2 separate regions of the Homo sapiens genome follow, and region 2 is linked to region 1. The links are chromatin loops, found by intact Hi-C in ENCODE. Cell type or tissue: Caco-2. All regions are shown on one strand. Links, peaks and the distances in the headings refer to the core of each region. The heading gives the core; the rest is flanking DNA. Region 1 has its middle 17 kb from the start of LINC00564. Region 2 has its middle 43 kb from the start of LINC00564.

Region 1 (13,060 bases), core at 3,434-8,433:
TAAATAAGAGAGTGAACCAGGTTCCTTTTAGTTCATCTAGCTGAAAAGAATATTAACCTTTGTTTCTATTTTAACTATTTTAAAATTGCATGTCTTACAATTGATATTTAAAAGTACAGTGTTTCTTTTTCATTGTATAATGAAACTGTTTTATTTGATGTAACATTCTTCCTAATCAATTTCATGTTAAAATTGAAGAAAAAATAAATCACACCAGAGCCAGGCTTTATATGTGTATTAGTCAGAGTTTTCCAGAGAAATAAAACCATAAATTGAGATCTATAGTCTATAGGTCATCTATTTAAGGGATACAATATATATTTATAAATATATGCATATATGAAAAGATTTATTACGAAAATTGGCTCACATGATTATGGAGGCTGAGAAGTCTCATTATCTGCCACCTGCAAGCTGGAAAATCAAGAAAGCTGGTGGGGTAATTCAGTCTGAGTTAAAATGCATGAGAATCAGAGGAGCCAATGATGTAACACCCAGTTCAAGGCTGAAGATTCTAGAACCAGCAGGGGTTGGGGGTGGGGATGGGAGGCCGCTAGTATAAACCCTGAGTCCAAAGGCCCAAGAACCAGGAGCTCTTATGTCCAAGGGCAGGAGAAGATGGATCTTCCAGCTCAAGAAGCAAAAGAAAGAATGAGCCCTACCTCTGCCATTTGTGCTATTTAATCTTGGATGATGTCCACCCACCTTGGTGAGGGCAGGTCTTTCAGATACAGTCTAATAACTCAAATGCTAATTTCCTCCAGAAATTCCCTCACAAACAAACCCAGAAATAATGTTTTACAGGCTACCTGGACATCCCTTAGCACAGTCAAGTTGGCACATAAAATTAACCACCAAGATATTCTAGAAGTCTGATTTGCTTATTTAAAAGAAAAATAAATACATACATATCCTGAGGGGGCCTGACTGGTCGTTCTGTAAGTTTAGCTGCCTGGCACGTATGCTTAAACAGATGGACACATTTCATGTGGATGTTGGCCTCCAATACCCTTGGAAACAACCAAAAGTACTTGTAAGAAAATGGAAATTTAAATCTACTTAATCGTTGTTAAATGTACTACAATAATTGCCAGGATTGTTTCCCACAAATCATGAAGGAGACAGTTTCGGCCTAAACAAATGTAAAAATTATTGAACTTCCTTCCATAATTTAGCAGTGATTTGTTGAACCCGCACAACTTTCCCCAGTAAAGAATCTTCTTTCATTCTTCTTTTATGTCAGTAATAGGTTTTCTACATTTATGTCAAGTTATCCAAAGGAGAAAACTTACCTATGATGTTAGAAGTTAGGAGAGTGGTATCTTGGGCGGAGTGAGAATGCAGTGATTAGAAGGAATAGAGGGACATTCTGAGATGCTTCTTATACTCCAACTCTCACTCTTGATAGTGGTAACATTGATGTGTTATATATGTGCTAATTTTTGAGCCCACTTATGGCTTGCACATAATAGAATGCGTTAATTTATTGAGGCCGCTTATTGCTCATGTTCTTTACTATAACTGGTGTTAAGTTCAGCTACAGTCATGGGCAGCATAAGGACGTGTTGATCAATGAATGACCCTTTATCTAACAGGGGTCCCATAAGATTATAATGGAGATGAAATATTCCTGTCGCCTAGTGACTTCATTGCTATAGTCATGTCACAGCACGATGCATTACTCACGTGTTTGCGATGACGCTGGTGAAAACAAAACTATGAGCTGTCAGTTGTATAAAAGTATCACACATTTACAATTATGTATAGTAAATAATAATAATAGGCTGGGTGCAGTGGCTCACGCCTGTAATCCCAGCACTTTGGGAGGCCGAGGCGGGTGGATCACGAGGTCAGGAGATCGAGACCATCCTGGCTAACACGGTGAAACCCCGTTTCTACTAAAAATACAAAAAAATTAGCCGGGCGTCGTGGTGGGCGCCTGTAGTCCCATCTACTCGGGAGGCTGAGGCAGGAGAATGGCATGAACCCGGGAGGCGGAGCTTGCAGTGATCCGAGATCGCGCCACTGCACTCTGGCCTGGGAGACAGAGGGAGACTCTGTCTCAAAAATAATAATAATAATAATAAATGACTGTTATTGATGTATGTATTTACTATACTATATATTTTATCATTATTTTAGAATGTTCATCTTCTACTTATTTAAATAAAAAGTTAACTGTAAAAAAGTCTCAGGTAGGTCCTTCAGGAGGAATTCCAGAAGAAGACGTTGTTATCTCAGGAGATGACAGCTCCATGGGTGTTATTACCCTTGAAGACTTTTCAGTGGGACAAGATGTGGAGATGGAAGACAATGATATTGATGATCCTGGCTCGGTGTAGGCCTAGGCAAACATGTGTGTTTGTGTTTCAGTTTTTACTAAGAAAATTTAAGAGGGGAAAAAATTAAAAATAGAAAAAATCTTACAGAATAAAGGTACAAAGAAAGTAAATATTTTGGTAGAGCTGTACAATGTATGTTTTAAACTATTACAAAAGAGTCAAAAAGATTTAAAAAATTAAAAATTACAAGGTAAAAAGGTTACAGTAAGCTAAGGTGAATTCATTACTGAAAACATGAATTTTTTAAAATAAATTTAGGGAAGTGTAAGTATGCAGTGTTTATTAAGTCTACAGCAGTATAATGTTCTAAGCCTTCACATTCACCCACCACTCACTCACCGACTCACCTAGAGCAACTTCCAGTTTTTGCAAGCTCCATTTGTAATAAGTACTCTCTACAGCTATACCATGTTTTATCTCCTATACTGTATTTTTACTGTACCTTTTCTATGTTTAGGTATGTTTTGAGTATACAAATACTTACCATTGCACTACAACTGCCCACAGTCTTCAGCACAATAGGTTTATAGCCTAGAGCAATAGGCTATACCATATAGCCCAGGTGTGCAGTAGGTTATACCCTCTAGGTTTCTGTAAGTACACTCCATGATGTTGCATAATGATGAAATCACCTAATGACACATTTCTCAGAACACGTTCCTGCCGTTAATCAACACATGGCTATATATACTTTAATACTACTTTGTCTACAATCAAAGAAACCATTTGTCTCCTAACCTAATCTTTTTGTAATTGATTGGCAAAAAATTTTAATTTGCAATTTTGTTAGAATGAATGAGTTTAACATATGAAATTATATTTATTAAATGTTAACTTATTTTTGCTTTTCCTAATAAGTACAGCAAATGATATTCATATTTTGTATTGATTTACAAATCCAACTTGCATACTAAGGACATTAAGGTCTGTCAGTAAGATCCTAATATTTTTGTAATCTGTTGCTGGCATTTATATTTATGATATTTAAATGTTCACAAGTTTTCATTTTTACATTTGACTTTTAATTGGTTTATCTGTATAAATGTTTCCTTGCACTTTAAACTTATAAAGAATTTTACCATTCAGAAATAAGCAATCTGAAATATTTTAATATACTTAGTTGATTTTAACGGTGTTACTATGTCTAAAAATTTTTTTGTTTTGAGATAATTAACTAATTGCCCCAGAATAGTAAGTAATTAAAGAAGCAGGACCACTAACTAAGAGTGTTGCAGAATAACAGATTTATTACAAGGATTTGACCTCAGGTAATTTTGGAAAGTGGTTATACAGTGTGTGTGTATGGCTGTGGTGTCTGCATCTGAGGCCAGGCCTAAAATCAGCAGGCCAAGCAGTGGGGAAGGCAAGACAGACATGAATTAGAAGACTGCGAAGACAAACTGGAACTCGCCTTGATGAACTGGATCTCACCTCTGTGTCTCACTACCTCCAAGCTGCCAGCTTTTGCTGAAGTTTGAGATATGCAGGAGAAGCTGGCACCTCCTGCCATAGAGCTAAACATACACCTAGCCCTGCAATTAGAGCAGTTGGAGCTAGGAATCTGACAGGAGCTAAATAAACTGCAGGCCCATTCCCCTGCTCCAGCAGCCGCACCTGCCTGCCCATGATTCAGAGAAAGTGAAAAAAAAGATCTGGCTGATGCTCTGTAAAGCTGGATGCCGCTCTACTTCCACAAGGAGTCAGAATATCAGCAACAATATGCTTGAACAGCCACAGTGTGCCTGGTGCCTCGCACCAATTTTCTGAATGTGACAAGAAAATAAGTGCTGGTGTACTTTTGCCTTCCAAATCGTAATGCATGCACGTCTCTTGTGGCTGACTCTAATCCAGAACGCTGCAGGAAAGCAAATTATGCATAATGTATTTCCAGCTTAGATAAGTAGACCCAACAAAATCCACTTCAGACTAATGTGTATCTCTCTCTCTCCTTTTTTTCCCCCTTTCTATAAGAGATAGGGTCTCACTTTCTCGCCCTGCCACCCAGGCTGGCATGCAGGGCCGCGATCAAAGATCACTGCCATCTCAAACTCCTGGGCTCAAGAGATCCTCCCATCTCAGCCTCCAGAGGAGCTGGGACTAGGGGCATGCACCACCATGCCCAGCTAATACTTAAAATTTTTTTAAGAAACAGTATCACCATGTTGCCCAGACTGGTCTGAGACTCCTGGCCTCAAGCAATCTTCCTGCCTCAGCCTCCCAAAGTGCTGGAATTTGCAGGTTTGAGCCACCATTTCCGGCCCAGACTAAGGTGTATCTTAAGATAAAAACACATGTACCCTTGTCCAATGCACACATATAAATATAGCCATAAATTGTCTCATTGATGTTTGTAAGTTTTAAAACTCATTATTTTTTCTATTATTTTAGCTTTAATCATTTTTATAGCTACATACAATGTCATGGATCATTCACAAACTTAATGTAATTGAAAATAAATAAAGAACAAATGGTTCCAATTGTATGAATTTCAAAGAAACAAGCAAAACAAGTCTATGCAATAGAAGACAGGATTTTATTACCTTTAGAGAAATGAGTGAAGTTAGTTATTGACAGAAGTACTGAAGAGTGATTTTGGTATGCTGATAACATTTTATTTCTTGACCCGGGTGCTGATTATCTAGATATATTGATTGTGTGACAAGTAAGCAACCTTTACTCATGACCTGTGCATTGTGTCAATGTGTATACATTATTACTATACAAATTGTTAAAATGCCATTGTATTTTTAGGCTTGACAGCTAAAATATTTCTAAATCATCTGTATTGTAAAATGCACATTTGAGTGGTATTACTTTTGTAACCCATAATTGTATGATCATTATAATTTATTTTAAGAGAAGCAGCGCTAAGTTTAAATCAACTTTCTTTAAATTTACCTAAAATTTTAACCATTTCAAATGACATCTTATGTCACTATCTGTACATTGTTCAAACCTATATTATTCTAATTATCTTTCTTACAAGTATTTCTGTGTAGATCAAGAATTACAGTAAGTTTTTTTTTAATAAAAGGAGATCTTGAAATGGGTTAGGAAAATCTCTTTTATTTCAGTATAAGGCACATAATGACCCTAAAAATATAGCTCCCTTTTTCTTTCTAGGAGGCATCTTTTATCTCTTCTTGCCCCTTTCCTCTCACATTTAATTAATTTCCAAATTAATTTAAACATATTTAGACCCTTTATCTTTTTCTTTTACCTATCATCAGTCTAGTTAAAATTATTATAGCAGTAGATAGAATGTGTATACTATTTCATCTCATATAGCTACCCCTCATCTGTCTGATTGACATCCCTTAATTTTAGTCTGTCTTCCAGTTCTTCCTACACATTCACAACAACTTCAAAAGTTTGCTTAAATCTTTTCCTCTGAACAAATACTTACTAATTTTTCATTTCTTTTCTGAAGAAGTTTGAAATTCCTGAATTGGTTTTGAAATTTCTCTATGAATTGGTTTTACTCCCTTTTATCCTCATGTCAATTTCCTCTACAAAGAGTCCTCTTGGGCTTCTAGAACTTATCATTTTAATGGAGGAAAGGGGCGCAGGGCAGGTGGAGATCTGTTAGAGAAGATCAAATTTAGCCAAGCAAATAATGGGGGAAAATGTAAAGTAGTACAATGAAACAAATTTTGCGTGTGTGTGTGTCTGGTGTGTGTAACTTATGTCTTAGAAAAGATCAGAAAATATAAAAATATACTTTGCAATAAATATTTTAGCATATATAGCTTTTAGTTTTCTACTTTTAGTAAATTAACTCATCCAAAAATGGAGGTAGAACCCATAGTAGCAAAATGGCATTATTTGGCTGATATTCAGTGCTCTCAGGGATACTGTGCTCATTTACGGCTGTGAAATTTGAGGCATTTTTGATAATATAGCTAAGTTACTGGATAGGAAAGACAAAAGGATTCAAGGAAAATTATGTTCCCAGTAATACTTACTCTAATGGCCTTTGTGTTTTAAATCTTTGGAAACCAAGATGACAGAAAGGATGCAGAAAGCAGAGGCATCTCAATTACCCTGACCTGTATGTCTAGACTAATTCTTAAACATTTTCCAATCTAGGTCTAGATTCCTTTCAAAGTTGACAAGTGACTGGCATTAGAGAAATCTTAAACCTTTTTCAGAGTAGAAAATGAAGCAATATATTTGAGAAGCCAAATCAGAGATATGCAGCATATAAAAAAGGAAGGGGGAAGGATGCTGAAAACGTATAGAAAAGTATTGCCAAAATTAAATTTTAAAAAGCTGCTCCTTGAGCAACTAGCAAAAGGAAATATAATAGCAGATGGCACTAAACAGGCAGTAACTTTCAGTTTTCTTTTTCCTTCTGTCATTATCTGAACTGTCAACTCATATAAGAAAACCCAAGGAAGATATATAAGGAATAAGAAGGCACAATTTCTAAGGAGAATAAAGAATATGTGAGCAATGGATAACTTGAACTATTTGAATATGTTTAAACTCACAGCTCCAGTGATATCAAGAATAGAATATATATAGTTACCAAAAGTTATTATAAAGTTATTAGCAATCATTTCTTATAAATCGAGAAAATGTAGAGAAAGACACTAAAGCTGAAAATGCTACAGTAGTGTTTTTCTATGAGACAAAATCTTGTCTTTTTCATAATTTTAATTCATTTTTACCAGATATTCCTGAATTTCTACTCTATTCCAGGCTTTGAACTAGAAAATATCGATAAAAAGAAGACTACATCGGGCTGAGCTAAGAAGATAATAGATTTGTGGTGGACGTCAGATTATAAAATTGAGAGTATATTAGAAAGTCCTCATTTATAGATAAGTACAAAGTGTTACACAGAAGAGAAAATATGAATGTTCACTCCAAGGATACGTACAAATAAGTCTTACACAAGAAGTAGCATCAAAATAGGAAGAAATCTGAAGGGCATAGGGAAAAGCACAGAGTGAACATAAATAATCATGGCTTATTTAAAGAATAAGGGGTATATTGGAGTAACCAGAATATAGGACACACAAACATGAAATAGGGAAGGGGAAAGTGGTAGGAGATAAGATTTTTAAGTTAATGTGTGCCAAGATTCTATGTACGATGAGAAAGAGCTTAAGTTTTTTTATCTTTAAAACCTTAAAATACACTTTCTTTCTTTCTTTCTTCTTTTCTTTCTTTTTTTTTTTTTTTTCTGAGACAGAATCTTGCTCTGTCGCCAGGCTGGAGTGCAGTGGCGCTATCTCAGCTCACTGCAACCTCCACCTCCTGGGTTCAAGCGATTCTCCTGCCTTAGCCTCCTGAGTAGCTGGGACTACATGCGCATGCCACCACACTCAGCTAATTTTTTGTATTTTTGGTAGAGATGGGGTTTCACCATGTTGGCCAGAATAGTCTCTATCTCTTCACCTAATGGACCACCAAAGTGCTGGGATTACAGGCCTGAGCCACAGTGCACAGCCAAGATACACTTTCTTTTTAAGAAAAAATAATCTTTACTTGTGTGGGGGGTACAATAGTAATGAGGATAATTTATATATACATCTGTTACCAACATGCACATGGCCATAGCAGCTTCAAAAATCATTATTGAGGCCAGAAGGTTGGTCTTTGGTGTGACACCTATAGAGCGTAGACAGAGACACACAACGAATTGGACTTACAGGAGCTGTGCCTGGCTGCTTCTCCAGAGTGTCAAGAGAAGAAGGGAGGTAGAGGCAAGGTATACGACTATATACCAGATGAGACCTCTCCATGTGGAGTGCCCAGGAGCACGAAACGGTAGGGGTTACACTGAGCACTTGGCTGAAAAGCGAAGTGTTCTCCTATCTACCACAAAAAGGAGTTTCTATGCACAGGCAGTAATAAATCACCACATTTTAACAGCAGTTGAATAATGAGTTTGTGCAAGACAACTTTGGTAGCATGGGAGGAAACAATTGCTTCAACCAAAGGAAAACACTTAGAAAAGAGAAATCAACTTAGAATGCTACTTAGAATGCAATTTAGAATGCTATCCAAATGCTAACATTTGGGTAACAGTTGTATCAATGCAGAATGTCCTTCCTTCAAAGGAAAGGTGGATGCATGGTAATGCTATTGGTCAGGATCTTTAGTAGAGTTTAGTCAAACTTGGAAGTGAAGCAACCATGAAGAATGAGTAGGGAATGAGGCAGCAAAAGCAATGCTATATATGTGTAATAAATTTTAGATTCAAAGTGATCTTTGAATTTCCTTTAATCCTCATGATTATTACATTTTCCACTTGCAGGAGAAAGTGAAATTCAGAAAATTTCAGTGATTCTAACCAAATTTAATAAGTAGAAGAATGAGAGTGTAAAACTGAAGTTGTGGTTTAGCATCTTTTCACTGCAATACGTGAAGAACAAAAGCAAACAATCAATCTGGCAAACAGAAACCCATGAACAAACAGAGAGTATCTACAAAAACCTTCAATATTCAAAGTGGCAAGCCATTTTTATGATTTTATGTTACTTAGCAGTAACCTAAAAAAGATTTTCCATGGCTATGATTGATTTTGTATTGGTATTTGACAAAATATGAGGCTAGACTAGCCACTTGTTTTCATAGATAAAGTTTAATAGGGATCCACTGGATAAGTCTATTTGTTTACCTGTTTTGTATGGTTGCTCTGAGCTCCAACAACAGTTGAATTGTAGCAGAAATTTATGGCCATCAAAGCCTAAAATAATTACTATCTGGATCATTAGGAAAACTACTGCTTATCCCTGATTTTGATAGTGGAATATATGATCTAAGCCTTTGTACTTAACATAACCAGTTCCCAAATGTACTGAAATATAATCTGATATCATTGATTGTGCACTATACCAGTAGAATTTTAAAAAGGTCATAAAATAAATGAAAAGTTTTATTTATTTAGAGATAGACAAAACAATTTCATGTTTGCATTTACTACTGTCATTATGTGATTTATCCTTCTTAACTCCTCCATTCCAAGGGTTTGCTTTTTAATTTTGATGAGGGGCAATTTATAAATTTTTCTTATATCAGTCCTGCTTTGGGATTTGTACCTAAAATCTTTGCCTTACCTGAAGTAACAAACATTTTCTACTATGTTTTTTTCTTAGAAGTTTTATTGTTTAAATTTAGTCCTACATTGCACACTGTGTTACTGTATATGTATTATACACACACACACACAGACACACACACACACACAGTGGCCATAATGGGTCAAGCAAGGGTCATTCTCTCTCTCTCTCTGTCTCTTTCTCTCTCAGAAATTGCATATGGATATCCAATTGTTCATATACCATGTTTTTCTAGAGTTCATCCATTCTCCATTTGACCTTCCTGTCAAAAATCAATTGCCCATATATATGTGGAAGTATTTTGACTCTGCTTTATTGACAGATTTGTCAATCTTTAGGATAAAACCATTGTATACTTATTATTGTGGCTCTATATAGTAATCCTTGAAATCACTTACTATTTAATAATAGTATGAGGTATCCACCTTGTTCATTTATTAAAAACTATTGGTCTAGATCCTTTGTTTTTCATGTAAATTTTAAGCTTAAATTATAAATTTCTACCAGAATCCATTCTGAGATTTAAATTATGACTGTTTAATCTGTAGATCAATCTGGGGGAGGATTTACATCTTAACAATTTTGAGTCTTCCAGTCTATAAATGTCGTATATCTCTCCATTAATTTAAGACTTCTTTGATTTCTGTCGTCAACATTTTATAATTGTCTGTATGCATCATGCACACATTTGGTTCACACCTAATTATTTAATGGCTTTGGTATATTATAAAAAAAACTGTTACTTTATCAAAATGAATATTCTGTATAATTCCTTCAGGTTATATAGATTTTTTTTTTCATTTTGACCTATTCTGACCAGTTTGGATTTTGCAGTTAAATAATATTTCATGTATATGTCACTGAAGTTTAAGTGTAAATTTTTGTTGTTTTATAAACACAGTATACTGTGCAGAAGCTCTTTAGTTTAATTAGATCCCATTTGTCAATTTTGGCTTCTGTTGCCATTGCTTTTGGTGTTTTAGACATGAAGTCCTTGCCCATGCCTATGTCCTGAATGGTATTGCCTAGGTTTTCTTCTAGGGTTTTTATGGTTTTAGGTCTAACATTTAAGTCTTTAATCCATCTTGAATTAATTTTTGTATAAGGTGTAAGGAAGGGATCCAGTTTCAGCTTTCTACATAAGCTGACAGAACGGGAGAAAATTTTTGCAATCTACTCATCTGACAAAGGGCTAATATCCAGAATCTACAATGAACTCAAACAAATTTACAAGAAAAAAACAAACAACCCCATCAAAAAGTGGGCAAAGGATATGAACAGACAGTTCTCAAAAAAAGACATATATGCAACTAAAAGACACATGAAAAAATGCTCATCATCACTGGCCATCTGGGAAATGCAAATCAAAACCACAATGAGATACCATCTCACACCAGTTAGAATGGCGATCATTAAAAAGTCAGGAAACAACAGCTGCTGGAGAGGATGTGGAGAAATAGGAACATTTTTACACTGTTGGTGGGACTGTAAACTAGTTCAACCATTGTGGAAGTCAGTGTGGTGATTCCTCAGGGATCTAGAACTAGAAATACCATTTGACCCAGCCATCACATTACTGGGTATATACCCAAAGGATTATAAATCATGCTGCTATAAAGACACATGCACGCATATGTTTATTGAGGCACTATTCACAATAGCAAAGACTTGGAACCAACCCAGATGTCCATCAATGACAGACTGGATTAAGAAAATGTGGCACATATACACCATGGATTACTATGCAGCCATGAAAAATGATGAGTTCATGTCCTTTCTAGGGACACGGATGAAGCTGGAAACCATCATTCTCAGAAAACTATCACAAGGACAAAAAAACAAACACCACATGTTCTCACTCATAGGTGGGAATTGAACAATGAGAACACATGGACACAGGAAGGGGAACATCACACACCAGGGCCTGTTGTGGGGTGGGGGGAGGGGGGAGGGATAGCATTAGGAGATATACCTAATGTTGAATGAAGAGTTAATGGGTGCAGCACACCAACATGGCACATGTATACATATGTAACAAACCTGCACGTTGTGCACATGTACCCTAAAACTTAAAGTATATTAAAAAAAGATACTTAATACAATTAATATTATACTAAAAAAAACCACAGTATAACAAGTACATTTAAAAAATCTCTTAGCAATAATGCACTATACTAAGACATGCAACTATTTCTATTTGTTGCTATTTAACTTAATAATGCTAAAAAATGTGTAGGTGGTTGCTAAGTACTGCTTCAATCCTGGACCTTAGAAATATATGGAATGATATAATATAACAACTTCCCAAGATGTCATTGTAGCTCCCAATGAAATATCTAACAACTACTGTGTTGGACAGTATGGGGCAAGAAAGCTGCCAAGAGGAGGTAAACACTTGAGTAGAATTCTAGAATATGACCAGTGTTGGCTCGCTCAACAAGAGGAAAGAGGAGTACTGCAAAGAGCAGATATAATATGCCTAATATCCCCAAATTATAAAAATACATCGTATTTTCATGAAATCACAAGTTATTTATTATAACTGAAGTGTTTTGTTGAAGTGGGAAGAAATTAGAGTGGAGAGGTAGGCAAGAACAGCAAATGGAGAAACTTCATTTCAAGCTATGGAATTTAAAATGTATAAAACTATAGCAAAAGCAGTCTATTTAGAGACACTGTATTGAACTGATATGGAGTGGTAGCCAAATGGGTATGGAGTTCAATAGAAAAGATTGATTCTGTAATTAGTCAGATTGGGCAACAGAGTAATTTCTTCCAATTTGTGTTAGTGGGCACATAAGATGTCTACAATACTTTAGTGATAGTATAAGTAAAATTTGTATTTGTATTTTTTTCACTTAGCAATATGTATTCTGATCATTCTTGAGATTACTGTTATTACTATAACTTCCATACTATTTTATTAAGTGACTATATTTACTTAATCAGCTTTCTATTGCTGAACATTTGGTGTATCTTTAGCTTTTCCACCTTTATAAAATTTGAAAAATGTCTGTATGCATGAGGAAAAGAATTTTTGAATAGTTTTATGATTTTTAAATTCCCATGTTGCTTTCCTACAGTACTGCATAAAAGTCCCATGTACCCAGCGTTCTCAAAGTTTTTCTCTGTACGGCACCTTTTTTTTAAATAAAAATGACTACTAAAAAGATTACTTTTGTTTACCTAGTGTTTATAGGAATAATATCATAAAGTACCAATAGCATATGAAATAACAAATATAATAATTTTTGCATAAATCTACTTTTAAAATTACTTTTGCACATACTTTATAAAATATTAGAACTTATGAGCTCTTAACATATTTGTTGTATCTTTATGTAAAGATTAATAAAATTTGGGCAAATTTATAATACCAAAATTGAACTAAACATCATTACCCCCTTTCCAGTAAATCTATAGGGTCAAAAAAACAAAAACAAATTATTGCTAGTGTAAAACAGTAAGAAATGTTCTTTGCTATCGACTTTTTTAGGGACATTCTATGATGAATTCAACAGTTTTGCCTTAGACTTTCAAGTGATTAAGTGCTCCCATTTTTTTCTTAACACAGAATAAATTTATAATAGAGAAAGCAGCCTTAGGTATGACTTTATGCATGTTTACCTGTGTCAAAGGTATTCT
Region 2 (13,060 bases), core at 3,387-8,386, 60 kb after region 1:
GACTATTTGAAATATTAAACACAAAATGTTTTAAGTGTTTAACAGAACAATTACCTTTTCATATACTACACAAATTTCTTCCAAATAAACCAATTTTTTAAATTGAGTTTTTATATTTAATTTTAAAAAATATCCTTATTTGAGCCATGTCTTTTAATGTAACATCAAACACAGAATAGGAAGTCTGAAAATTTCTGATGTGTGTACAACAGGAAGTTACATTACCAAAATATTACCATAGATATTTGAGTTTTTAAAAATAGATTTTCAATTTGATAGTGTTACCCTGTGATTGAATTTATAAGTTCTCCCCTGCAAACAGACATTTCATTTTATTGCTTCTAGCTTTTTGGCAGAAACAAAAAAGTGAATAGCTAACACCTGGTTACTAGCTACCAGCCAAACTTGCAATTTCTATCTCTGTAGAAATGAAGTTTGAATCTTAGAAATCAAAGTAAATGAAAGTTTTAAAGCTTTAGTCTTGATGTGTTCAAGGGAAGAGAAATTACAAGAAAATATAAAAGAATCTGTTCAAAAATCTTTAATATTTCCATCCTAAATGTAGAATTAAAAATATTGCTAAATGATTATGACTTTACTTGTCATGATACTACTCTTTGTTAATTTAGTTTATTGACATTTGAAGATAAAATTAATTAGAAATGTCAACTGATGCATATGTTTTTCATGTTAAAAATGAAATCTTCTGAATATTCTGCAGCAGAAGAATGGTCAATAGTTCATTCTGTATTTTCATGGCACAAAATAGATTTGGAAAGGCAATTCTAGGATTTTAACTTTACAGTGACACTATGAAGTAATATAAATTTATACTTGTGCTTAATATAAAATGCCATATGCATAAAGTATGTTAAATAACGTGAGACAAGACCTAATATAATTTTTAAAATACAAATTACAATATAAATTATAATATACTAATATGGACATATATATCTTTCTTTCATAAAATTATAAAGTTTGACCATAGATTTTATTTTACAGATCCAAGCTTCAAATGAATTAATGAAGCTCTTAAGTTATACATCCTGCTCTGCACCCTTATTGAAATGTTTTGAGCAATGGCCCACCTACTACAGCCTGACCCCTTACATTTAATAAAGATTATATTTACATATAACCCAAATAAATTGTAAGCTAAATCTTATTTTCAACAGTCATAAATATGAGTCAAATAGCTTTAAATTTATGTAAATTTTGCTGCAATATTTATAGAGGCAGCAACATTATTTCCATATCATATATCAAAGAAAACAAACCTAAAAACATCTCAATATCTTATACCTACCTCTCAAAGTCTCTCAGATCACAGCACGGGTCCCTAGAATTTATCTTTTTTCTCTTATGCCTAAAAAGTTCAATCTTAAGATGACTCCCCTTTATTTCTACTCTGTATTACAAATTAGCTTTCATTACATACTAGCTATTTTAACCCTGAGAAAGTTATTGAAATTATTACTACGTAAGTTTCCTTATTTATAAAATAGGGACGATAATATCTACCTTATAGAGTCGTTGTGAGAATTCCATGAGTTACCTTGCAATACACTTAGAATAAAAAAGTCGTATATAATATGTGCTAAAATATTAGTAATTATAAACATTCCACTCATGTATCACTATTTCAAAAAATAATTGTTTATCAAGCATCAGTTATATGAACTGCACTTTGCTCAGTGCTCAAGATTACCAGTGAACACTAACAAGGAAAATTATATATCCTAATGTAGTTTAAAATGTAATGCAAGAGAAAGGCAAATAGGAATTTTGGTTAGCAAAATATAGAGTAAATTATATTGCTCTAGGTGTTAGAAAATTAAATATGGGAATGGAGTAGTAACAGAGAAGTGAAGATTGCAGTTTTTAGATAGTGTGGCTGGAGAAGGCTTGACGCATAAGGTAGTATTACATTAATGACCTGTAGGAAATAAACAATTTAGTGACTGATGTATCTGAGGAGAATAATTTCAGGTGAAGGCAGCAGTAAATGAAAAGTTTCCAAGGCAGCAGAAGGCCTTCCATTTCTCCAGGAGTGGCAAGGAGACTATTTGTTGTAATGCAGTAGGTGAGAAGAAAAGCAGCAAGACATGAGGTGAGCAAGATCACTCACAGAGACCAGATCTTTCTAGGTATTTTAAGGCTTTAGACTTTATGTAAGTGAAATTAGAAGCAATTGGTGGATTTGGGGAGAAAAAAAAGAGAATCTTACTAACGAAAATCAATGTAGCCTCTTTAAACTTCTTGCATTTCACAGAGGCACTCAACACACAAATGTGAAAGGCAAACACCCAGGTGCCAAGCAGGACACCCAAAGAACCTTCTTAACATCTGAGTGAAGGAAAGAGCAACGTATATATTTTACACTATATATGTGAATACTTTTATCCAGTATTTGTGAAATTAATACTTAACTATCTTTCTTGTTCCTCTACACTGCAGCTGAAGATGATTTAATATGTTGCTTCCCCCAAATGAGCACACTAAACTCCTAGGTGCTCTATTTTATTGACCTCTTCTATTTATGCCACCCACCCACCGCTGTAAGCTGCTTTATGATTTCACTAAGGACCTTTTATGAAGCCCTTGGTCCTGTTTATCAGTGACCCTTCCTTACCCCTCATCCATCCAACTCATAAGATCACCCTTTGGAGTGTTCCAATTTTGCATGTTATATGTGGCTATCAGAAGTGGGCTATTCGTCTTTTGAACAGCTTTCTCCCAAATATTTTATTTTTATTTATTATTTTTTTGGGAGGGGGGGACAGAGTTTTGCTCTGTTGCCCAGGCTGGAATGCAGTGGCATGATCTCTGCTCACTGCAACCTCTGCCTCCCAGGTTCAAGCAATTCTCCTGCCTCACCCTCCTGAGTAGCTGGGATTGTAGGCACCCACGACCATGCCCTGCTAATTTTTGGTAGAGATGGAGTTTCACCACATTGGCCAGGCTGGTCTCGAACTCCTGACCTCAGGTGATCCACCCACCTCGGCCTCCCAAAGTGCTAGGATTACAGGCGTGAGCCACTGCACCTGGCAGTTTTCTCACTATTAGTTTATAATAAAAACTTATACAGCAATGATTAAAGAATTTAAAAATGAGGCCTGGTGCGGTGGCTCACCCCTGTAATCCCAGTGCTTTGGGAGCCAAGGCAGGTGGATCACCTGAGGTCAGGAGTTCGAGACCAGCCTGACCAACATGGTGAAACCCCATCTCTATTAAAAATGCAAAAATTAGCCAGGCATGGTGGTGGGCACCTGTAATCCCAGCTACTTGGGAGGCTGAGGCAGAAGAATCACTTAAACCTGGGAGGTGGAGGTCGCGCCGAGATCAAGCCATTGCACTCCAGCCTGGGTGACAGAGTGAGGCTCCATCTCAAAAATAAATAAATAAATAAATAAACAAAGGATTTAAAAATGAAAACCCATGTAACTACCATCAAGATATTTTTGTTATAGATGCTTTATTGCATGTCTATTTAACATATCTCAAATCATAAATTAATTCATCTTACTTATCCATTCTTCTACAATTCATAGTTAAAATTTGTGGGGTTTTTTTTGTCTTTTTAAAAATACATTTGCTTTGAATTTTGGTACAAATTCTTTTTGTAAAAATATGTTTTCATTTTCATTGGCTAAATGCCAAGGAATAAAATTTCTGGAATGTAGAGTAAATATACAATTAGCTTTAAAGGAAATTGGGCAGAGCTTTTTTCCCACAGGGGCTGTACATTTTACATTTCTACCAATTCTTTGCATTGTACCAGGAACAACAATAATTAGTTTTAAAGAATGTTGGCAGAACTTTTTTCCAAAGGGGCTATATATTTTACATTCCTGCATTGTTTCACAAAAAGAGTCCACTGAATAGCAAAAAAAAAAGTGCCATGAGTTTTTTTATTTTCTTCTGGTGGATGTGAGCTAGTATTATTTTGTGACTATAATTTGTATTTTCCTGACGCCTGAAGATATTAAAATTTTTTCATGTGCTTCTTGGCCTTTTGTATCTATGTATCTTATTTGTTTTGTGAAGTTTCTATTCAACTCATTTTTTTTTAACATTTGGTAGTTTATCTTTTTATCACTTAGTGAAAATGATTTTTTTACACATTACGGCTATCAGTTATTTCTTAAATATATGTTTTTAAGCCATATGTGTTTTCTAAAAATTTTCTTCCAGTTTGTGTCTTGCCAAATCTTTTTCCTAATTGGGTCTTTTAATAAACAATTTTTCTTTTTGAGATGGAGTCTTACTCTGTCGTCCAGGCTGGAGTGCAGTGGTGTGATCTTAGCTCACTGCAACCTCTGCCTCCCGGGTTCAAGCGATTCTCCCTGCCTCAAACTCCTGAGTAGCTGGGATTACAGGTGCCTGCTAATTTTTGTAGTTTTTAGAAGAGATGGGGTTTCACCATGTTGGCCAGGCTGGTCTTGAACTCTTAACCTCAGGGTGATCCACCTGCCTCAGCCTCCCAAAGTGTTGGGATTACAGGCGTGAGCCACCGTACCTGGCAATAAACAGATATTTTAATATTAATGAAGCCTAATTTAACTATTTTGTCCTTTTTGAGTGCTGCTTTCCATGACTAACGTAAGAAACCTTCACCTATTGCCATGACCAGATACCTTCTGTGCTTTTCTCTGAAGTTTTATAATTTTAGCATTTGCATTTGGATCTATGCTTCATTTTGAATTAAATTTGGTGTATAAAGTCAAATACAGTATTTTTTTTCGTGTGGGTTTGAGACATTCCAACACCGTTGGTTGAAAAAGCATCCTATCCCCATTGGATTACTTTGTCTCATTTTAAAAGTGTCATATGAATGCATATATATGTTAGCAGAAAAACCAAACTCTGTAAAATTTTTAAAGAGCTTTATTCTGAGTCAATATGCATGACCAGGACCTAGAGAAAACACAAACTCAAGAAGCTTTGAGTAAGTGGCCCTGAAGTGGTCAGATCATGGTTTGGTTTAACATCTTTTCGGCAGGCAGGAGTTACGGACAAAGACAAAAATCAACTCATGGAAGGTGTAACTAGTTTGGCCCCAAAAGGAAGAATACCTCGAAATGAGGGCTTATAGGCTACAGGTGGATTCAGAGATTCGTTTATTGCAATTGGTTAAAGGAATAAAGCTGTGCCTGAAACTTGGAATCAACAGAAACGAATGGTTTAGTTAAGATGAAGATGCTATTTAGCAAGATAGATGGCCTGCAGGTGAGACTTAACTTTTGCCTGGCATGACCTTAGGTCTTCTTTATAATTTGGTATCTTATCGCCCCAAAGAGTCTATTTTGTCAGTATTATAATCTCTAGTTTAACATTATTGCTGGTCAGCTGTTGTGCTTAAACTTCAAAAGGGAGTGGTATAATTAGGCGTGTCCAACTTCCCTTCCCATCATGACTGAGAATTCTGTTTTTAAGCTTTGTAAACCAAAGGGATATGAGGTAAGACTGAATCAATCTAGAAGTTTATTTTGCCAAGGTTAAGAACATGCCTGTGACACAGCCTCATCCTGATGACATGGGACTTGTGCCCAATGTGGTCAGGCTGCAGTTTGGTTTTATTTGTTTTAGGGAAATATAAGACATCAATGAATACATGTAAGATGTACATTGAATTTGTCCAGAAGAGCAAGACAACAGGAACTGATGGGTGGGGTGGGAGGTTTCCAGGTCATAGTCAGATTCAAAGATTTTCTGATTGGCAATTGGTTATTATCTAAAGGCCTGGAATCAATAGAAAGGAATGCCTGGGTTATGATAAGAGGTTGTGGAGACCAATGTTTCATCATGCAGATGAAGCCTCCAGGTAGCAGGCTTCAGAGAGAATAGATTGTAAACGTTTCTTATCAGACTTAAAGAGGCTGTTCTATCAGTCTTATCAAGGTCTGTGTTGATGTTAACGGTAATGAGGCATGTCCATCCCCAACTTCCCATCATGGCCTGAACTAGATTTTCAGGTTAACTTTGGAATGCTCTTGCCTGAGAGGCATCCATTCAGATGGTTGGGGGAGCTTAGAATTTTAATTTTGGTTTACAAGTTGTTTTGCAATCTCCTTGGCCAAGAAGGGGTCCATTTAGTCAGTTTGGGTGATCGGTTAGAATTTTATTTTTATGTTACACAGGTGGGTCAATTTCTGAGCTGTATATTTACTTTGTTTGATCTATTTGTCAATTTTTAGGCCAGTCTCTTCTTTATTGTCTTCATTTGTATAGTGTCTAATAGGCCTCATAAATCAAGTATTGTAATTCCTCCAAAATTGTACATTATTTTGTAAAAGTAAGATTTTCCATTTGCTCCTCTTAAATATGATTAGATTGATATGAGTTCATTATTTGCTTTCTCAAGGTCACATTTGCCCACTTATTACATATTAGCTTTTTTCTAAGCAAATTTTTCATCAAAAAATGTATAAATGTGTTTTGTACTCGGATTTGATGATTACAGTATTGAAGTGAATAAAGTGCTGTGCTACAGATGTGTTCTTTCATACAACTATAGCCTCTTTTGTTTGTAGAGCCTGCAATGATTTTATAACTTCAGTAAGAGGAGGAGGAGAAACTGCTGTGGTCATTGTCATAGTAACAGCACCAGCAAATTTTAGATTCTTAGTAAATCTATTACTTTTTAATATGTGACATAATGTGTGATTTTATTTTTCCTTTCACATGTAATCCTTATAACTATGCAAAGTACATATTATTATATACATTTTACAAATTAAAGTTTCTAAAACATGAAATAATTTACAAAATAATTCATATATGCTGCTATTTAATTCTCACAGTATATCTCCCAAAAGGTAGTAGTGGTAACCCCGAGACTCACAGAGCATTCAAACTGTTTTGCTTGGTATAATGTTGAAGGATGCAAAATGACCATAAGGAAGTAGGTAGAATTGCAGCTTTGAATAATTCCAGAAAGTGCCATTCACACTGTAATCTATGTGGGGCTGCTCTCCCGAGTTGTGCAGTGCATACACCAATTAAGATGTTTTTGTTTGCAAGTAACAGGGTTCCATCTCAAAACTACATCAACCTAAATGGCATTTATTGCTTCAAAAAACAAGATGGATAAATAGAGGCCCAATGTATATTGACTTGATTTTGCATTTCATCGATATTACTAGGACAATTTCTCTCAATTCTCAGGTTTCCACAGTGGGTGTAATTAATCCCAAAGTAAGATTTTTACCAATTACTTCCAGGGCTACATCCAAACTTGGGGAGAAAGAAGACTTATGGCCCATAGTATATTCATATTCTATGACTGCCATCACCTATCACAACAAACTGGGTGGTTTAAAATTTCAGAAATGCATTCTCTCACAGATCAAGCATCCAGAAGCCTAAATTAAGTTTCTGGCAGAGCCATGCTCCCCCTGAAAGCTTTAAGGAAGTATTCTTCCTATGCCTCTTGTAGGTCCTGGCATCCTTAGTTTGTGGCAGCGTAAATCCTATCTCTGCCAACACATGGGCTTTGCTCAAGCCAGCCTCAGGGTTTCCCTCAGCTTGAATAAACCTTAGACAGTCTTCTTTCTGCCTCCAAGACCTCACCTCCCTCCTACTCTGGCCCCTACAGAATCCAGGTGACCTAACCAGGGAGATTGCTCTTCCTCCCTTTTCTTAGAGCATTTACTTTAGAAAACATGCAATTGCAAATTTGTTCTCTGCCTCTTTGACATATAAATCTTTTTCAAAGTCACTAGACAGTTTTAAAATCCTGAGTTATCTTTCTCAAATACTTGAGAGCCATATTTTGAAATGTAATTATCAAGGAAAATTGGTCTATCTGGGAGAGTAGGAGCCTAACTAAAGTGAGCACCTTGCTCCAAGTAGTAAAACTACCTCCTGTCAAGAAGATTGGTAGGATGAGGAAGTTTATTTTCAAGAAGATAGGATGAGAAAGTTTATTTTCAAAAAGATAGGATAAGAAAGTTTATTTTCCTTTGGGTAAAGCTAATTAACAAAAACATATGGCCTAGAATCCCCTCACCCCAGCTCTTAAAATATCTGCCATTTTTGTCAGTGGATTTGATCTCAGCCTGAGTTTTAGCCTCTCTACCCTATTGTAATATAATCAAATAAAGTTTTTCTCACCTGCTTAACTTTGACCACTGCAATTTTTGCTTTGACACCGTTGCTCTGTATGTTTCTGTGCTGTCTCCTATTCTTATAAAGACACAAGTCATTGAATTTAAGGCCCACCCTAAACCCGGCAGGATATTATTACGAACATATTTAACTAATTACATCTGCGTAAATTCTACTTCCAATTAAGATTATATTCTGAGTTCCAGACAAGCAATAATTTGGGAGTGACACTATTCATTTTGCCACATGCTGCTAGAGAAATATTTTCCATACACACTTTGAAAACGTCCCTCTTGCCTCATTGTCTGAATTAGGTCACATTCCCATTCTCAACCTAATCCAATTGGCTAGAAGAGTGTCATTAGTCAGCACTGACTGATTTAAACTTGAGCTCCCCAAACCTCATCTTGGCAAGTTGCTTTTGTTGAATTAAAATACAGTTTAGCAATTTTTTCCTAATCATTGATGTAGTAAATATATCTGGTCCCGAAGGCCTTTCAACCCTGCCATTGTGGGAGGCTAGAATATGCTGCCCCCAAATATGAAGGATTGTGGAGCTGAAGAAATTAAGAAGAAGCAGATTCAGGAAAGCTTCTGTCCTTCCCCTATTTGCCTAAAAGCAGAACACAGAGTTACAAAGAAAAGGTATCCTTCCCCCTTCAACCAAGGAGAGCAAAAATTAACCAGTGATGACACCTGTAGACCCTTATGGACCTGGAGATGGTACCAGAGGAATATACCTTAACAGGCTTTGCTAAGCAGTCTTTCTCTGCCATTTATTTACCCTTCCCCAAAGTGACCACCTGTGGAAACTCGAAGTCCTCTTCCTTTGTCTTATTACTTCTCTAAAAATTTACTATTCATTGTTGAAGATGCTATATAAGTTGGAATTCAAAGCCACCTTTTTAGAACTACTCATTCTCTGAGTGTCTCCCATGTGTATATGAAATATATGTGTTAATGTACTTGTTTGTTTGTTTTCGAGACGGAGTCTCGCTCTGTCACCCAGGCTGGAGTGCAGTGGCATGATCTTGGCTCACTGCAAGTTCCGCCTCCCAGGTTCACACCATTCTCCTGCCTCAGCCTCCCGAGTAGCTGGGACTACAGGTGCCTGCCACCACGCCCAGCTAATTTTTTGTATTTTAGTAGAGACGGGGTTTCACCATGTTAGCCAGGATGGTCTCGATCTCCTGACCTCGTGATCCACCCACCTTGGCCTCCCAAAATGCTGGGATTACAGGTGTGAGCCGCCATGCCCAGCCACTTGTTTGTTTTTCTCTTGTTAATCTGTCTTCTGTAATAAGGGTCTGTTCCAACTATGAACTTTTGGGGGTTGAGGAAAAATCCCTACACCATAGTTACAGGAAATCAACTATACCTGCTATCTAAATTCTGAGTGTGCTTGGAGTCCAATACAGCTTCATTTGCATATATAGGCAGCCAGGCCGATTTGGCCAGAGGGCAGTCGTTCACCAACCCTGGATTGGAATAATCACCATCAACCTCTCCTCCCCTTGGAGATAAGAAAGCAGCAACACTCTTTTCCTCTTCAAAATGTGGAAAATACAAACAGATATCAGTACCTGTCAATTCATCTCTGAGCAACTTAACTTCATTTTCAAGGTTTTACCTTCAAAGAAGTCATTCGGCCACCTCTGACCAACAGAGATAACATTATTTCCACTATTTAAACAACAGTTCTCTCTATCTTAGTACATCACAGAAGAGCAGAGCTTATTTTAGGACTAGGAAGAATATAGAAGCTATTCTTACTAATTCTGTGACTGTGACTTTATCCTATCTTTCTCTGAAAACATCACAGCAAAACATTTTATTTCATGTACTAATGATGTTCTGTGTGTTTGTGGCACACACTGGGTGTGTGTGCTGCTCCCTCATTATTACAGTGTTTAACAATGTTCTCTTTCTACAAAGAGAAAGTTTAAGGTAGTGGCTGAAAAATGCAGGCTCAGAGAGAAGGACAACAGAAGTTTCAAACCTGGCTCTTAGATACTAACTAGCGATCTTGCTTATTTTATTGTGTGTACTTCAGTTTCCTGGTACATAAAGTGGTGATTGTAGTAGTACCTATCTCATTCAGTCATTTCAATGATTAAATAAGCAGGTACATGCAAAACTCTTAGTACAGCATGCTCATTGTACTATAAGCTTTTGGTAAATGTCAGCTACGTTATTATTATTATATTTCTTAGTGATGAGAAATTGCCAAATCTTCTGAAGCTTTGCAGTATCATAGGCTTTGAACCAAAATGGGCTTTTGTTTTTTCTGTGACAAAGAGCTGTAGTAGCAAATCATTTTAGTTTTCATTTTTAATAAGTCTGAATAAGCACTGATTCAGCCTTTGTTTCTCATGTTGCGCATGGCAGGTTCTTCAAATTTTAAATAAATTAAGTACTATAATTACTCAAAAACTTAGGTAATTAAGTTATAATCAATGTATAAAAATAAATTAAATTTCCAAGACAAATTTATATGTATTTTTCTGAAGTAAATACATGCTTATTTGTAGGATGACTGATATTTTATTTTATTTTATTTATTTCTGAGACAAAATCTGGCTCTTTCACCCATGTTGGAGTGCAGCGGCATGATCTCAGCTCACTGCAACCTGTGCCTCCCCAGTTCATGCCTCAGCCTCCTGAGTAACTGGGACTACAGGCATGTACCACCACTCCTGGCTAATTTTTGTATTTTTAGTAAAGACGGGGTTTTGTCATGTTGGCCAGGCTGGTCTCGAATGATCTACCCCGCTCGGCCTCTCAAAGTGCTGGGATTACAGGAGTGAGCCACAGTGCCTAGCCCTGATTTTTTATTTTAACCTCAAGTACAGATAATTGAATTATTTTACTCAGTTTACATTATTGATTGGTCTGTGAAAATTACATGCACACACACACACACACACACACACACACACACACACAAAAGCACCCATTTCCCTTCCCACAGAGGCAATCAATTTCATGATTTAATATGCAGGTTTTTGTTTCCATATGTTCTTTTATAATGGGCATTTTTTACTTCATTTTCATGCACTTTTAATTTATGTAAATACTACAGTAGCAGAGATTGCTAATTTTCTACCAAAATTCATCATCACCTTATTCAATAGTAATAGAATTATAAATTACATTTTTCAGAATTTTCTGCAGCTTGGTGTGTCCATGTGGAATGAAAGCAGGGTGATGTGAAACACTTCCAGGTCTGAGCCTCAGAATACTAAATGTGTTGTTTCTCTTACTTCCTACTCTGTGCTACCCAGATGTGGGGGTAATGTGGTTTCAAGTAGGCAAGTTAACAGCAGTGCTCCAAGGCACTGGTCCTCAGAGTGTTCTTCCCAGGTACACAGCATCCGTCTCACCTCAGAAACTGTTAGTTTCAGCACTGTGAATTCTCTGGCTGTGTACCAGACCTACTGAGTCAGAAATTCAGAGATGGGGTCCGCAATCTGGTTTACAGCCTTATAGGTGGGTGATATTGATGCTTGCTGCAGATTGAGAAGCCCAGAGCAGTAAGACAAAGGAGATGGGTCCCTGAATGACTGTTAATAGCAAAGACCGGCCAAGATTTTTCCTTAGAGTTTCAGATGGTAAATATCTTAGACTTATGGTCTTTCTCCCTTTCTTCTCTACTTCCTCTTTTCCTTCTTCCTATCCTCCCCTTTCTACTCCTCCTGCTTCTTTCATTCCTTTAACAACCATTTACAAAGTTAAAAACCATGCTTAGTTAGCATGCAGATTGTATAAAAATAGACCAATAAAGAATATAATAACTATGGTAACCTTGGGCATATCAAACAAACGTTTGGGTCTCATTGTTAAAATAGCTTAATCTGGGACGTGAGTTAGAAGGAAAGCGGAAGTGTACATTTTTTGTTTTTTATTCAACTCTTTTTACTCTGCTCTAAAATTCTAAGATTAATCTACTTTTTGTTTGCATACTTAGTACATGTCTATGTCTTTATGTAGTTTACTGATTCTACCTATAGCCAAGTGCATCATGTTGTGCTCTTACCACATTTTGCTATGCCCTACCCAACCATGAACACAGATCACTTCCAACTCCCTAATACTATGTAAAATACAATCTTCTATATGTAGACATTCCTTTGGCTCCTACTTCCAGGAATTGAAGGTTTGGGTCATATATTTATTTGACTAGACTTTTCCAAATTGATCTACAAATGGACTACACTAGTTCACCCGCCCACCTGAAGTGTGGGAGTGATTTCCTGTCTTGCATACAACCAGCTCTCTGCATTATCCAGCTTTCTCAGGCATGCCTATTACAAAGGTGTAAAGAGATATTGCATTGCATTATTTTTTAGGATGCTCACATGCCAAAGCTCATCAGTGCCTTTCAGTCACTTAGAAACATTTATGATACATTATTTGTAATTCCTACTATATGTGATAAAAATAAGCAATTGTATTTGAAGCAATGTGTTTTAAATAGAAGTTTTAAATGTATATACAGACTTTAAATGATAAATTGAAACAAATAGAAGACATATAATTGGCATTATATATGCCCCTGGTATAGAAAAAATATATAAGTAGTTAAGTACAAACAAGGAATACTTGTACCTGTCTTTTGGGGGAGATGGTCAAATAATACACAATTTCCATTAGTGAAGAAGAATAAGATCAAGTGATCTATTGTATAAATAACTATAATGACTATAATTAATAACATGTATTATACTCTTGAAAATTGCTAAGAGAGTAGATTTTAAGTATTCTCACCACAATCAATAATTATGTGAAGTAATGTATATGTTAATTAGCTCAATTTGGCCATTGCAAAATGTATACATATTTTAAAACTATATTTTTATGCAATAAATATATACAACATTTTGTCAGTTAAAACAAAGCAAAATTTAAAATTAACCTGGCAAAAATAATAAAAGCTTTTATAATTGAA

What was found. A loop is a pair of places that touch in the nucleus more often than their neighbours do. Peaks named below come from ENCODE experiments on the same cell type or tissue, not always from the same donor. Only the 100,000 strongest peaks of a DNase experiment are listed, where the experiment ranks them.
Region 2: it touches region 1 in a loop (9-fold over the local background); 1 of 110 quality-filtered maps calls a loop at or near these places.

What each region holds. Positions count from the first base shown.
Region 1 is chr13:81,237,796-81,250,855 of GRCh38, reverse strand. No RefSeq gene overlaps it. Among named protein-coding and RNA genes, the nearest start is that of LINC00564, 17 kb to the right of the region's middle. In Caco-2, for the core only: no CTCF peak of the experiment used is centred there; no DNase peak of the experiment used is centred there.
Region 2 is chr13:81,177,521-81,190,580 of GRCh38, reverse strand. No RefSeq gene overlaps it. Among named protein-coding and RNA genes, the nearest start is that of LINC00564, 43 kb to the left of the region's middle. In Caco-2, for the core only: no CTCF peak of the experiment used is centred there; a DNase peak (open chromatin) is centred at 5,950.